Linked DNA regions of Mus musculus: region 1 is linked to region 2. A link is a loop called in an ENCODE intact Hi-C map of the cell type or tissue named here. Cell type or tissue: left cerebral cortex. All regions are shown on one strand. Each heading gives the region's core, and the rest is flanking DNA. Links, peaks and the distances in the headings are about the cores only.

What was found. Hi-C counts contacts between places; a loop is a spot of excess contacts. Peaks named below come from ENCODE experiments on the same cell type or tissue, not always from the same donor. Only the 100,000 strongest peaks of a DNase experiment are listed, where the experiment ranks them.
Region 1: it touches region 2 in a loop (4-fold over the local background); 11 of 42 quality-filtered maps call a loop at or near these places.

What each region holds. Positions count from the first base shown.
Region 1 is chr17:34,406,490-34,414,824 of GRCm38, forward strand. The region is part of intron 1 of BC051142 (cDNA sequence BC051142); the gene reads left to right. Among named protein-coding and RNA genes, the nearest start is that of BC051142, 12 kb to the left of the region's middle. In left cerebral cortex, for the core only: a CTCF peak has its summit at 4,852 (motif pointing left); a DNase peak (open chromatin) is centred at 4,821.
Region 2 is chr17:34,246,708-34,255,042 of GRCm38, forward strand. Gm20506 (a long non-coding RNA gene) reads left to right here and starts at 628. Exons shown (of 5, transcript XR_003952412.1): 1 at 628-2,900; 2 at 3,520-3,680. In left cerebral cortex, for the core only: CTCF peaks have their summits at 539 (motif pointing right), 3,362 (motif pointing right) and 5,072 (motif pointing right); DNase peaks (open chromatin) are centred at 3,365 and 4,653.

The DNA of each region.
Region 1 (8,335 bases), core at 186-8,185, 160 kb after region 2:
CTCATCATCATGAAAAGTGATTTTAGATATTAATCTTTCTTTTCTGGTGTGATGGTGTATCCAGGACTTGCTATGGTGGGAGATCTGGGTTCTGATGATGCCAAGTAGCTTTGGTTTCTGTTGCTTATGTTCTTATGCTTGCCTCCCGCCATCTGATTATCTCTAGTGCTACCTGCCCTTGTTATATCTGACTGGAGCCTGTCCTTTCTGAGATCCTGGGTGTGTCAGAGCTCCTGGGAGTCAAGCTGCCTCTAGAACCCTGAGATCCTGGTGTGACCAAGCACCTGGGATCCAAGGATCCTGTGGTCCTGGGCGTGTTAGAGGGACTGGGTGTGGAGCTTCTTCTGGATGTTGTGGGACTGGCTGCAGAGTTTGTGCCCAGGTTCTGCTCAGGGCGCTGGCTCAGATGGAAGGAACCTGTGCCACTGGTTGGGTGGAGTTCCTGGGAACCTGGATCCTGCTGGTCCCAGTTACTCCTGGTGTTGGGGCAGATGTTGTGTCTTCCTCACCTCTGAACCTATGGTCCTGGGTGTGTTAGACCCCCTGGGAGTGGATCTTCTTCTGGGTGCTGTGGGACTGGCTGCAGAGTTTGTGCCCAGGTTCTGCTCAGGGCGCTGGCTCAGACTTCATTCCCCTTTAATATCATATATTGGAAGTTTAAAAAACAAAACAAAAATAATGGAACCTATTACTTGGTTCAAGATCTCTGGCTTGCAAATTCAGTAGTAATTCCCCTGCACTCTAACCATTATATCTAACCATTCTAATATCTAACCATTCTACTCTCCTCTTCATCATTCCCTCATAGACCTCCCATTTCTCTGTCCTAAATCTCAAGGATACCTTTTCTATTCCTCTGGACCTCCAATGAGGAAACATCTTTGCCTTTACCTGGACTGACCCAGACAGGCACATTTCTACCCAACTCACTAAGATCGTCCTACACTGGGGCCTCTGGGAAAGCCCATATTTATTTGGTCAGGTTCTTATCTCTGACCTACTTTCTTTGTCACTTCCTAAATCTAATACATAGATGACCTTCTCCTTCATAGTCCATCCCTGCAAATCAGCCAGGGAGACACACCTCTCTGCCCAGCCAGGGACATAGGGTCTCACTCTCTAAAGTCCACTTCTCCACCCCTCAGCTTACTTATCTGGGACTAGATATAACTCTTACAAAGCCATTACCCTAAATAGAAAACATCTAATTTGGTTACCCAGAGTCCCTACCACCAAGGACAAAATTCTATCACTCCTGGGGATAGCTTGCTTCTTACACTCTTGGGTTCCCTCTTTCTCTCTTCTCACTCTTATATGAGGCAGCCCATGTCCCCTCCCATGAATTCCTACTTGTGCCCATTACCAAGCCCTTTCATAGACATCAACAGACCCTCCTCCAGGCTCCAGCTTTATATCTTTCAGACTTAATTTTCTTCTTCATGTCACTGAAATGGAGGGATAGGGATGCTACACTTACCTTTCAGCCGTGTCCATTTTTCATCATTACAAACTGACTCAAGTTACTGACGTGACTCTCTTAAAGTATAAACAAATCATTTGCTTCTGCTGGCTCCTGCTACTTTCATATTTGGCTCCAAATTCTAGAGTCTGCCTCTCCAGCAGCTTCTTCCCCCAACCTTCTCTAACTATTTGTCTCTCCTTGCCTACTCAGTAAAGAGATGGCTTTTTCTGGCTCCTGGAGCTTACTTTGATCTCCAGAGCCTCACCATGTGGGCAACTCTCAAGTTACTAAAGAATTTGCTCCTCTCCCTCTACTAGGGCCTTTCCTGTTTCCTAGGAGCTGCCTAATAAGCCCACAGCTTCCTTAAGCCCTTCTGGGCCTCTGTGATCTTGTCTCCGGCTGATATTAGCATCCTCAATTTTCAATGATGACAACTTTTATCACTGTACAAACAAATGATCAAAAAATCTTTTATATTCTAATTAAGGATCCATGTTATCCCAGATGGGAGATGAGGGTCATTGGTAAACCTGACTAGCTAGCATTTACCACAGTCGCCCATTAAGGCACACTCTAACTATAGAGGGTACACATTCCACTCTCAACCCTATAGATAGATAGGGTAAAAAGAAGTGGTCCAAAGCTCCTCAAAGGTCCTCTTATCCCTAATAACACACCCCTTTAGGTGATATTGATCCCACCATCCTTTTTTTTTTTCCCCCAGAACTTAACCTCTGCATATCAGCTAGATTTACTAATAACAGATAGAGGTGATCTCTGTCTCTTCCTTGGGGAGAAGTGTTGCCCTTATGTTACCCAATTGAGTATAGTAAAAGATAAGATCTAACACTCCAAACAGATTTCCAAAAAATCATAAGAAACCATTCCATGTATCTGGCCAGTGAATCATTCACAGTCCCGTATAGAATTAGACACTACCCTTCCTCACCCCCTTCTCCTCCTTTTCTTAATCCTGCAAATTATATCCTGCCTTACAAACTTCTTATCTAATCTTATCCAACAACAAATACAAAAGGTTTCTAGACTTTTAACCAGTTGTAATTACAGGATTACTGGGATTATTGATCCTTAGCTACAGAGCCGGAGACTTGTAACACCAAATTTATATCCTCAGAGCTATGGCCAAACTTGCCCCAAGCTCCCCACAAAACCCCACCAATCCCTGAGTCCACCCCACCTCCCAGCAAGCTCAGGACTTGAAATCTCACCAATCCTCAACCTGGAAGTCTCTGCCCTGAGGAGCTCCACCCCTCAGAAATCCTATATAAGCCTTGCTGTTTGTTCAGTTCCCTGCTCCCAGGAACAGAGGACAGTCATCCCTGAATTTGTCCTTCCACACCCTGGACCCTCCAATAAATCTCTTTATGAGATTTACTGCCTGGTGTGACTCTCTCATCAGAACTGAAGCCAAGAAGAAAGGAAGCAATGAAGAGAAGAGAAGGAGCGGGGCTGAGGCTCCTGAGCTCAGCTGGGGATCCCCTCCCCTGGGAGCGTCAATGCCTCTGCTGAGGAGGCTTCCTCACAGAGCTGTGTGGATCCTGGGCTCTGTGTCTCAGGATGCCCTTCTATTAGGACAACTTTTCTTGCAGAACTGTGTGGTTCCTGGGCTTCCCAGTCCCAGGATACCCTCCCATCCGAGCAGAAACACGTACACCCTGAACTGTTGCTGATTTCAATGGCTCCCCTAGAAGAACAGATGAAGGTCTCTGTGGTCTTCAAAAACCACATAAGGGAGACACTCAAAGATGCAGAAACTGAGCATCCTGGGGAGAAGAAGGTGGGGTCCTGCCAAGGTTCAGCTGAAGTCCTAAGTGCCAGAGTCTCAGGAGTGTGGAGTGTAGAGAACCAGGCAGAGCTGGATTTGGACTGGAAGCAGTTCTCTGACTTGGTGTGCTGCTTGGGAGATGTGTTCATCTCTGCAGGCTACAGCTGGAGGCAAGGCTCTACTTCCTGCAGTATTTGAGTCAACTTACTGGTGTTATATCTGTTAGCACAACAGTCTGAGGTCAGATCAGAATTGCCCTGGAAGCTCAGAGAGGGAACTTCTCTCAGCCCTGAAGATTAATATCATACATGGGGAAGAGTTTAAGTTCTTTCCCCATCTAGATCTCCTGTCAACTGCACCATGGCAAAAGAGCTGGCCCCTTTAAAGATCAAGCTAACTCTGGGCAGATTAAAGTACTAGGGGTTGAACCTAAGACCACATGCATGCTGAGCAAGTGACTTCCACTGAGCTACAGGCCCAGATCTCTTTTTACTTTTACAGGACTCACTGTTTGGCAGATAACTTTGAACTTGTGATACTCCCATCTTACCCTCTGAAGTAGCTAAAATCACAGACTTGTGATCTACAAGGTCCCCGTAGGAAATTTTTTTCCTTCAAATTCATTTCAATATTCCACTAACTTACTATTATGCAGTTGCATGTGGTGTGGACAGAATAAGAACTGATCAATCTGAGGCTGGGGAGATGGCTCCGTTGAGAAAGGGCTTACAACACAAGCATGATGCCCTCAGCTTGATCTTCAGAACCACTATAAAAAGCTAGACTCATGACACCCAAATATAATCCCAGCACTGGAGAGGCTGAGGCAGGTGGATCCCTGAGGCCTGCTGGCCAGGCACACCAGCCTAACCAGCAAGCCCTATGTCACAGTGAGAGAGCCTGTCTCAAATAAGGTACATGGCTTCTGAGGAATGACATCCTAATTGACATCTGGCTGTGACACGCACACACATATACATGTGCACACTGTCACACACTTTTGCATTCTCTCTCTCTCTCTCTCACACACACACACACACACCACATGCACACACACACACTCACACACACACACACCACATGCACATAATAGAAATCAACCTGACCAGTAGACATATTTACAATCCATTCTGTAAATCCTGTGACTGGAATGTTTCTTATTTTATTAAAACTAAGCAGTAGAGCCTTTTGGTATTCAATTCACTGATAACCTATCCCAGCTGATGAATATGTTCCTAACTAATAGCACAAAATAAGTAGCATTTCCTTACAGTAACAATGTTTTATAGAAGTAAAATCAACTTAAATGTGTAACCAGCAATCCACGGAGTGTGTACGGATGGAGGTGCGCTCCTCGAGTTGTACTGACATTCCAAATATCATATCCTTGTAAGCCCGTACAGCACCAATATTGAGGAGCTAATCTCAGATAGAGATCTCAGACACCAGAAGTAACTAAGTCATGTTCTGACAACCATAGAAAGAAATAGTCATTAAACCCAAAGGCAGTTTTGTGCCCGTTAGCAGCTATGTGCCTACATGAAGCTGGCAGCATGCGTGCCCCACCTACACACGCTCACTGTCTGATGGGAGGTGAGTGCCCCCTGGTGGATACCTGTGGATAACACATCAATTTTCATTTTAGAGCGAAGCTGTGTGGCAGAGGCCAACTCCGAGCACTGATAAAGCCACAGGCTTCCAGAGGGAGTGGGAGATGGGGGCAGATTATCCTTGAAGGGCTAATGTTGGGCTAACTGCTGCCTTCTCAAAGAAGCCAGAGCAGAACTCCCCTTCTCTTCAGAGAGAGGAAGACATCATTTGTCACCATCAGGTTTCAATGCAGAAAACTGAGAAGGAGGTGTTCACCCAGAAGGAAGGGGCTCAGGTGGCACATATAGGGTAAAGAGCAGTATGTTGAATGTGTGGGACCTCTTAAATATGTCAGCCTATAACAATAACAATACTGTCCCGTGGAATTTTAGTGTTGCCTGACCCAGGAAGATAGGGACACGTGATTGGCATGCAAATCAAATGCTCACAGATGATAAAGAACTTTCTTGTAAAACAATTATTTGAAATATATATATATATATATATATGTGTGTGTGTGTGTGTGTGTGTGTATATATTTTTTTTATTGCCATATATTAAGAAGGATGCAGGGTGGAGAGATGGCTAAGAGCACTTGCTGATCTTGCAGAGGACCTGAGGTTGGCTAGCAATAGCTCACAACACCTATAACTCCAACTCCAGGAAGATTACTTCTGACTTGCATGGGTACCTGCACTCATGCACACATACCAACATGCAGACTTCGCCACTGGCACACACTCATATACATAATTTAAAATAAAATATGCTTTAAATAAATAACTGAAAGTGAAAGCCATTTTGCAGGCTAATGAGATATGTATTTGTCCAATACAACACAATCCAAAGATGCTCTGATTTGGCCCCACCTGGCAGGAGAGCTGCTCTGGGAAATACTAAGTCTTTAACTTAAATCTGCCAGTCACAGCACCTTGTTCCATAGAAGAGGAAAACTGTCAATACATCGAAAGCACTACAGGCACAGCAAAGGATAGCTTCTGGCTTGAGCTGAGGTGTGTCAGGTAGCACTGGCAGGTGTGGCATGACGTGAGGGTACATGTACAGCAAAGCACAGCATATCTTCATGTTGTATGTGGCTCTAGTAGTCCCATGTGCTGCTGTTTGACCAGGGAGCAACTGGTCTCTGAAGGCTCAGTGGTCATGGGGCTCTCTGGGCCTTGAAGGCTTGGTTCCAAGATGATGCCTAGAACCTGGATGCTTTTTGGTGGAATCTTGGACCCTCTGGGGATTTTTGTGGTGTGTGTTTTCTTGTTTTCAGGCAGCAGGGATTGAATATAGGGTCTTCCACAGGCTAGAAGCGTCCTGCCAATGAGTTCCTGGAATGCTCTTTATTGATGGTTACTGTACACTGTCATTCTATGTTCTTACAGTGCAGGTGGGATTCAGGGCTTCTCCCTGCTTCCATATTTATCATAGCACAATTCCTCATAGCTAACTGTACAGTCAGGCAGGATGCCTATTGATGGATGAATGGGTAAAGGAAAGGACTGAAAGTTTTATCTACTTAGCAACTGAAATGATATAGATACAGACATTGATAGATTCTGATGCATGTATCAGTTTTTATGCATCGGCTTCAGTTGTGTGTACGCATAGATATACTCATTCATATACATACACATATGACTAGACTCAGAAGAAAAGGAAATGAAAGAGTTAAGTCACTGAACTGTTTAACTTAGAAACCCTGACCATAGAAGCTACACACTGGATGCTTCATTTTCTCCCAGCATGAGGTATCCTGCCTTCCCAGGCCACTGCACAAAGAGGTTCAGGTGTGGCTCAACAACCAGTCCAGAGGGCACATATGTTAACTTTGGAGGCCTCAATGCACTGCTAATTCTGCAGGTGCACCAAGAGCAAGGGCTACCAGCCATGAAGGTTTCCATCCAGACTCCATGAGATGCACTGCCCACTGCGGCCCAAGAAGATGCTTGTTGCAGGGGTAAAGGACACCACAAAGAGACCTTACCCAGTCACCACCTAGGGACCACAGGACCAAGGCCACCACAAAGTCCCCATTAAGGCCTCAAACTCCATATTACCCCAGGCTGGCCCCAAACTTGTAATTCTTCTGAGCCAGTCTTGCAACTTCTAAGAAAACAGGCATACACCACCATATCCAGATTAGGAGCAAGAGATTTTAAACAATGGTAGAGAAATAACAATCAGGTGATATTAGGACATAGTAGTTTAGTAGGAGAAATATGTCATACATACATATGCACATACACACATGTATACTCATACACATGCAAAGTTAAAATAACTTATAAAACACTCTTTTAAAAAATTAAAATCAAATTTCCAAAATGACTCTAAATGTATCTACCAGGTTCCTTCCCTGCCCATTGCTCCTGATTACCAGGGCCATCACCCCACCTGCTTGTGAGCTTTGTTCATCTGTACTGACTAAATTGAATCATATAAATCATAGACTAAAACCCAGTAATCCACCCCAGTGTAACTGCACAAGAGAAACTGGAACACCATGGCATAGGTTCACACTCTCCTGGCAACACTGGCACTATGTGCTTGATGTGTTCTTTGGAAAGATGTCCATTAAGTCTTTGAACAATTTTAATCAAGTTATCTGTTATCTGGTTTCTGGGCTGTACATATTGCTTATATATTTTGAATAGCAACTCTTGTCTGATTGATAGTTTTCAACCTTTCCCCTCATTCCTTCAGCCCACTTCCCACTGTGCCCAGTCCCTCCACAGGTAGTTTGGTAGGGAAAAAAATGAGTGTGGGGTGTGTGTGTGCGTGCGTGTGTACATATTGTGATGGTTTGAATAGATTTGCCCCCCATAGACTCATGTGTTTGAATGCTTGACCTACCAGGAATGGCACTACTAGGAGGTTTAGCCTTGTTGAAGTAGGTGTGACCTTGTTGAAGAAAATGTATCACTGTGGGGGTAAGCTTTGAGGGTCTCCTAGGCTTAAGCTCTGCCCATTGTAGAACTACAATCTCCTCCTGGCTGTCTGTGGGTCAAGATGTAAAACACTAAGCTCCTTCTCCAGCACCATGTCTGCCTGCAGGCTACCATGCTCCCCACAGGGATGATAATGAACTAAACCTCTGAAATAATAAGCCAGCCCCAGTTAAATGTTTTCTTTTATAAGAGTTGCCTTGATCATGGTGTCTCTCCACAGCAATAAAACCCTAAGGCGCACACACACACACACACACACACACACACACACACACCTATATCTATCTATCTATCTATCTATCTATCTATCTATCTATCTATCTCTATATCTATACCTATATCTATACCTATACCTATACCTATACCTATATCTATATCTATATCTATATCTATATATCTGCTACAGAGAACCCTGTTTTGGTATCATGTTCTAGAAATAATTACCATAACCACACCACAAGGTTCTTTGTTTCTCATAGGATCTTACAGGGCCAGGTTTTCCCCTCGAATGTCCTGCCAGGTGTAGAAATGTCACGTGTG
Region 2 (8,335 bases), core at 63-8,062:
ATTTAGGGGCTGCAGGATGGCTTAGTAGGTAAAGCCTGGACACTTGAATTTGATCCCAGGGACCCAAAGAGTGGAAGGAGAGACCTGTCTCCCACAAGTATTCTGGCCTCCGACACAGCATACATATGCCCCTACAGGTGTTCATGTGTAAACATGCACAATAAACACGATAAAAACCAAAATATTAAACATTACTCATTGGCCTGCTTCTGAACTTTTTGTTTTGGCCTTATTACTTGGCCAGTGTCGCTCATCTTCATTTTGACATGTCTTAAAATTGGCAGATTGATTCCGGTCTCTTCATTCTTTTTCAAGAGAGTGTTAGCCATTCCATGTTCCTGCCCTGTTAGTGGCAATGGTGATGTTTGCTGAGTGCCTTTCTTTACTGTCCTAACGGGCCTCGCTTACAAGCAACATGTATCTGCATTCATTTGTGGTTTTGTTTAACGGTTAGATTTACTCATTTTATTTTGTTTGTGAGGGTTTTGCCTGCATGAATGTCTGTGTACTGTGTCTGTGTAATGCCTGTAGTGGTCAGAAGAGGGTGACAGGGACCTGGAACTAGAGTTATAGCTCATTGGGAGCCACCATATGGGTTCTGGAATTGAACCTGAGTTCTGTGGAAGAGCAGAGAGGGCTCTTAACCACTGATCCATCTCTCCAGTCCCTTTGACTTATTTACTGTGCTCTCATAGACCCATGCCCAAATATTTCATTTCTGGAACTGATTGACAAAAGTATCTAAAAGACATCAGTATGATTTCCTGCATTTTTTCTTTTTCTTCCCTGCTCCTGGTTTGGGTTTCTCTAGCCAGGATTTCTCTTTAGAGCCTTGGCTGTCATTCAGCCTGCTTGAACTGCTTTCTAGACCAGGATGGCTTCAAATGCAGAGATCCACCGGCCTCTGCCTCCTGAATGTGGGGATTGAAGGTGTGTGTCACCATGGCCTAGCAGTTTCCTAAACTTTTCCTCTCAGTGCCGAATGGAATCAAAGGACCTTATGAATGCCCATGTTCCAACCCTGAGCTACATCCCAAGCCCTCCTGGCCATTTTATTTGGTTTAAAATTTGAAGTAGGGTCTCACTAAGTTGACTACCGAGGCCTCAGTGTCTTTTTGCACCTCAGTTGGCCTTGAACTTGGGATCTTCCTTCCCCAGTCTCCCAAGTAGCTGGACTCACTGTCCTGTGCCATCACTCAGAGGATTACCCTCCTGTAATGTTGCCTGTGCCCTGGATAGCTCTCTGCCCGACCCTACCTTCTCTTGTGGGTCGGGGGTGAGCTGGCACAGAGTCAATGACACAGACTCTGGGAGCAGGTGAGAAATTCTGCAGCAAGCTCCTCTGAGCAATGCTGTAAGCTCTGTTAATACCCTCCACTCTCGCCCCCATTGTTTCCAGGAAAGTATCTATTCTAAACAGCAGTTCCTGATTGGCTGGCATTGTTTACACCAGCAATCCTTGCTCTCTCAGCAGTCCTCAATTAGGTCCTCCTGCAGGAGATGCTTTTGCAGTGGCACGGCCTCCAGTGTTTACATAGAGGCCACCCTGCCGTTCCTGCTACACTGTAAGCTTGCTATTGTCTGTGGGCAGACAGAGGATAGTGTCTCATCTTTCCTCCCCTCTGGAAAGCTACAAGGAGATCTGTTGCAAGGGGCATATTCTTGCAGGAAGGTCACCATAGCCAGAAAGGCACTGTGTGTTCATTGTTGGTATACAGAAATACAATTTATTTTTTATGCTTATCTTCTGTCATGTATAGGAGACTAAAGATGGTGAAGATGATCTTTGGCATAGAAATGACCACAACCATGAAGTACTCACCAGTCAGTCAATCTGCAAGATGCTTCTGGAAAGGTCAATCTACAACCACAGACAAGCAAATATGTAGCCTGGACCATCCCGTTCTTCTCTCAATTAATTTGAAAATCACAAGGAAATGATCTGAACTGAGCTACTGTAGCCATATCTCAATATTCCTGCACCTCCCTCTCTCTGTCTCCGTCTCTCTGGCTCTGTCTCTGTTTCTGTCTTTCTCTCTTTCTGAAACACGTAGCCCTGGCTGTCCTGGAACTCATAGAGATCCTGCTGTCTAAGAAGGAAATCTCCTGTGTCACAGAAGCATGCTATTTTTTGTATAGTCTCATGTGGCTTTGAGAATAGTCTATGGCCTTATTTGACCACAGCTGTCCAGGGCTTCATTTCTGTCTCCATTTCCTGTTTAGTTGTTGGCATCAAAGTGTTGTAACCCATCTTAGCCACCTGGTGTCTGAGTGACTGCGATGGCTGACCGCCTTCCTCTTTCTCACTGGTAGCATTTGCTTCCTTCTTATGTCATAGGGGTTTATAATGTTTATTATTCTCTTCAAAGAACCACCTCTAGTTTAAACTCTTATTTTTCTATTTGTCAGTTTTCCTTTAAAATGATATCTGCTCTAATTTTTAATACTTCTTTTTATCTTCTTGTGTCTTCCTTAAGTTTAATTCACTTAATTTTTTAATGATCTCATAGCAAAAGGATGCATTACTATTCTAAATACCTCTCCTGTAACAATATATACATTTATAGGAACTAATTTCTCATTAAGGACTATTTTAACCAGATTTTGATGATTTTGACTTGTTGTTCACCTAACCTTGTTATCAGTTCCTCTGCACTCTCAGGGCTTATGTTCTGAGGACAGTGGAGGTGGCAGAATATGCTGATGTTTAACAACATATCCCCAAGATGAGAGATACTCAACCCCAGCAAAGCCACACGGATCTGTGATAGAATCTGACTGGAGAAGAGACTGGGGGGTCCTGAGACCAATGGGCAAAGAAAATCACCTTTGCAAAAATAACCTTCCAGCCTGTTGTGCTCTGCACAGTTTTAATCCCAGAATCTGGGAGGCAAAGGCAGGTAAATGGATCTGTGAGTCTGAGAACAGCTTAGTCTACGTGGTGAATCCCAGGACAGCCAGAGCTGTCCTCCCCTCATATACACATACACACACACACACACACACACACACACACACACACACACATACACATATACACATACACGTACACACACACACATATATACATTCTGTTCTGAGTGAAGTCATTATGGAAGTAGTCTGTGGCCTTCCACACAGGTGCACTGTATTCCACTGTTGCTGAGGGGTCTGATGAGGGAATTGGAGGGGAAGGTCTTAGGGAAGCATTAATGTAGGGAGTGAAGCAATTGCTTCAATGGTGGAAACTCCAAATATCATGGTTTTAATGAGAAAAAGGAAGTGGGGAAAATTTATTATTTCCAGAAACAGGAGTCATAAAATCAGACATCAACTTCATAACCACATTGTTAATGAAACAGCGCTGTGCTGTGTTAACACTAGAGGGCGACTTTGAGCTTAGAAATCCAGACAGTCTTCAAGGTTCTCATCCTGATGCGCTCACCTGCCCTGGGTAGGAGCAGAAAATAGAAACAAACTAACACAAAGCTGCAGATGTGGTCCTCAAAACTGATATTAACTAGCAAATATTGTCTCCAGACTAAGGACCAGGACAAGAGCCAGGGCAACAGCTGTGAGGACCGAGTGAATCATGCATTTACCACATGAAGGAAAATCCAAATTAAGAAAGACATAGGAACCCAGCAATTAAATGGAGAGGAAACAAGAAGATGCACAATGAGGGCTAACTGAAGTCAGAGGTAAAGAAAATGACAGAATTGTAAGTGAAAACTAAGTTGCAAATGGTTGATGTAACAAAGTGTATTTCCACACTAAAGGGCATTGCAAACCGTCACCAAACAGTTAGGACAATGACTGTGGAACAAAATATCCCTCCACTGGGTTTCAAGAACCTGGGACACACCACCCTTTCAAGGTCACAAGCCTGACAGGCAGAGTCCAGCCCTCCCTCCACATGGCACAGTTCAGCCAGGTCTCCTTCTTCTACTCCTGGGTGGGCTTGGTTCTGCTCTGGGGAATCTCAGGTCTGCTTCTGAGCTGTCTTTCTTCATGTGAGGAAGCTTGCCTGTCTGCAGATGTCAGCTTCATCTGTTTTCTTCCTCTCCCTGGGAGATGACGAGTTGATAGCTCCTGTTGTTTCCTTTCCTCAGTTACAGTTAGAAAGTTTGCTTTCTTTAGAAATACTGTTTCCATACCCCCATCCCCCAGTGGTGGGCATTGTCTTAGTTAGGGTTAGTGTTGCTATAGTGAAACACCATGACCAAGCAATTTGGGGAGAAAAAGGTTTATTTAGCAGGCCCTTCTACATCACTGTTCATCAAAGGAAATCGGGACAGGAATCCAAACAGTGCAGGGACCTGGAAGAAGGAGCTGATGCAGAGGCCATGGAGGAGTGCTGCTTACTGGCTTTCTCCTTAAGGCTTGCTCAGATTGCTTTCTTATAGACCCCATGACCACCAGCCAGGGTGACCCCACAATGAGCTGGGCCATCTCCCATCAATTACTAAGTAGGAAAATGCCTTACAGCCAGATCTTAGGAAGGCATTTCATAACTTGAGGTTCTCTCCTCTCAGATGACTCCAGCCTGTGTCAAGTCAACACAAAATTAACCAGCACAGGGATCAAACTCCAGGCCTTGTGTGTGTGCTCTGCCTAGGCAAGCTCTGGGTAGAGCTGAGCCACATTCACAGCTGGGGCATGGGTGGGTGAAGAAGCAAAGAACAGCAAAACGCTAGCAGGCCTTGGTGGAGCTTGTCTTTAATTCTTGCCAATTTTAGGTAGAGGCAGGCATATTTATAAGTTTGAAATTAGCCTGATCTACAGAGCAAATTCCAAGACAGCCAAGAGAAATCAGGTTCTGAGGGGGGGAAAATAAAGAAAGAGAAAACAAAATTGTGGGTGTTTAGTAGATGTTATATTTTCATGGGGAGACAGAAGGGATGAGACAGAGATAACACTCTGAACAGAAGCTGTGGAAGGTAGGCATGGAGGACAGAGACCCCAGTGAGATACTTTCCTAACCTTAGAATCCTCACTGCCACAGGGTCAGAGGCACACGGTCTTTGTTTTCATGTCCAGCTTTGACAAAGTGCATTGCCCCAGGACAGTACAGCTTTGAGTGTGAGGTGGGACACACACCAGCAGGTGGCCACAGAGAACTTTCTGCAGTCAGGGGAAGGGTTGGAGTCCTGTCCCTGGGTCACAGGTCTGGACTGGGAAAGGCCAGCGATCCTATCCAGAGGGTGGAGGCCAAGTGCCTCTCATTTCACTCAGTGCTCCCTCAGGGTTCAGTGGGAGATGCTTCCCACCAGGGAGGAGGTTTGGGATGCCAGAGAAGCAAAGAAGCGTGAGATGGAGGAGCTTGAGTCTGCTTCAGCGTGACAGCACAGAGTAAAGTTACATCCTTAAAACTGAGGGGGGGGGGGCGGGAAGCCGGGCGGTGGTGGTGCACCCAGCACTTGGGAGGCAGAGGCAGGTGGATTTCTGAGTTCGAGGCCAGCCTGGTCTACAGTGTGAGTTCCAGGACAGCCAGGGCTATACAGAGAAACCCTGTCTTGAAAAACAAAACAAAACAAAACAAAACAAAACTGAAGCCTGAGAAAGGGCTGAAAAGATGGCCTAGGACTCTTGTGTTTGCTGAGAACCTGGGTTCACTTCCCAGCTCTACGTGGTGGCCCACAAACTACTGTAACTCCAGTCCCAGGAGATCTTCTGGACTCCCCAAGCACAGACATACATGGAGCCAAACATTCATACATGTGAGATAATAAGTCGAGCAAACACACAAACAACTTTATAAAAACAAACACCTCCGGGCTGTCACTCGGTCACTCCCTTTCCGCATAAGGCTTTTGTAGTTCTTTGTCAAATGTATTCTTGATACATTAGCAAACCTGATATTTTATCATTTATATTTTAAAATCCTGAGGATGCATGGATCAAGCTTAAAAATTAAATGATAGATGCATTGTTTAATGAAAGCAAGAGCCCTTCCTACATTTAGTGTTAAGAAAAAGGTCTACACTCCCGTTTTATTGGGTAATTTTTACATGAATGAAGCCTGAATTATGTCAAATGTTTTTTATTTTATCTTTTTATTTATTTATTTATTTGGCGGGGGAGTGATATCTAAGAGTTGATGAACTTGAAAGAATTCAAATCACACAGTTTTCTGTGCTGGTGAGTTTTTTTGTCAACTTGACCCAAATTGAAGTCACCTGGGATGCAAACAACTCAGTTGAGGAATTCTGATTAATGGAAGAGTGGGCCAATTGTGAGTGGGGCCACAAGGGTAGGTGGTCCTGGGACCCAACCCATTGTGGGTGGGGTCACGAATGTAGGTTGTCCTGGGTTCCATAAGACAGCAGGCTGAGCAAGTCACCAGAAGCAAGCCAGGACGCAGAGTTCCTCCATGGCCTCTGCTTCAGTTCTTGCCTTCAGGTTCCTGCCTTGAGTTCCTGCCCTGACTTCCTTCATGATGGATTCCAGTCTGGGAAGTGAAATAAATCCTTTTCTTCCTGAGTTGGTTTTGGCCAGAGTTTTATTACAATGAAGGAAAGCAACCTAGGATTTTATTTTTGCTCAAAACTGAAATTAAATTAGAAATGAATGCAAAATATTTGTAAGTGAAAACCCGTACTTCTTTTGAATAAGGCATAGGAGAAATCAGTAGAGGAATGTAAAAGTGGTGGCGCATGCCTTCAATCCCAGCACTTGGGAGATACAGGCAGGAGGATCTCTGAGTTCGAGGCCAGCCTGGTCTACAGAGTGAGTTCCAGGACAGCTAGGGCTACACAGAGAAACCCTTTCCTGAAAAACAAAACAAACAAAACCAAACCAAAGTCACAAATGATATAAAATGCAGTATGTTAGTGTTTCCATCAACAGTGTACACAGGTCAGACATGGACAGAGGGTTCAGGCTAATGGGCTAAAGATTTTATCTTTAGAAATTAGAACAGGTAATATTAATTTTAGACCAAATGAATGGAAGAAAGGGAAAACAAACAGCGCATAATTAAGCATGGAAACCAGAGACATCAGAGGAACTGTCCATAAGGTTTGTGACCTCTGGTGAGACTGAAAGACAAGGCATTAGACAGACAGGGGAAGGGGCCAAGCTAGGGAATAAAGGTGGGGATTTTCATGATGGCCAGCTTCTTCCTTGGTCTTGAGGGTCTGAGCTTTTGTCTCAGAGTAGGTCCCGGATGATGGAGCGGCTAACCAAGTTCAAGGCTGGACCGGGACATGTCACATGAGAGTTGTGGACCAATCAACCAGCCTGTCTGTCTTCAAACTGACCACCCCTAAAGCACTGACCAGCCTAGAGCACTGACCAGCCTGGAGCACTGACCAGCCTGGAGCACTGACCAGCCTGGAGCACTGACCAGCCTGGAGCACTGACCAGCCTGGAGCACTGGCCAGCCTGGAGCACTGGCCAGCCTGGAGCACTGACCACCCCTAAAGCACTGACCAGCCTAGAGCACTGACCAGCCTGGAGCACTGGCCAGCCTGGAGCACTGGCCAGCCTGGAGCACTGGCCAGCCTGGAGCACTGACCAGCCTGGAGCACTGACCAGCCTGGAGCACTGACCAGCCTAAAGCAGGAAATGCTCCAGAACTTTAAAGCCCACCGTCAAGACGAGCCTGGATTTTCAGCTTCTGCCGCGTGTCCCAGTCCTCCATGCCCTGCTTTGCAGAGTCTTTTTCTCTGTGTGCTCCCTGTGTGTATGTCTCCTCACTCCCAATAAACACCTTCCTTTACCTGCCGATTCTGTGTGCTGTGCGTGAGGTTTCCCTGCTGCCCTGCTACATGTCAGACTTTTCTTGCCTTTTAAATAATTCTTTAACTGGCTGAGAATTGAACCCAATCCAGAGCCTTAGACTGTATCATCTCAAGACCTCTAGACTGTGTCAAAAATCACCAGGATAAAAGACAAACACAGTAATATCAAGAACAAGAGGGGGACATAATTATATAGCACTCAGAGATGTATGTATAACAGTCTATGAAAAACTTTATCTCTCTATGCATTAGACCACTCAAATGAAATGAAAATGCTGTCTGTAAAATACAAAAGGCTGATGCCACAGCCACCCAAGATAACAGACTAAGAGAGCATGGTCATGTTTCTAACAGGTTGAACTTGTACTTAAAGCACTGCTACAGAGTCAGCTCTGGTTCATGTGCTTGCACTGACAGAGTCTGCTAGGTATTTAAGGCACACATGAAGTCACTACAGATGGAGGAGGAGTGTGTCCTGGTTACTGTTTGAAGCCGTCATTATGCTTATACAAATAGATAAAATAAAGGAAGAAGAAAAAGAAAGGAAAGAAAAACAAGGAAAATCTATAGACAAAAGTCACTTATGAGCATAAATTTAAAAAATATTAATA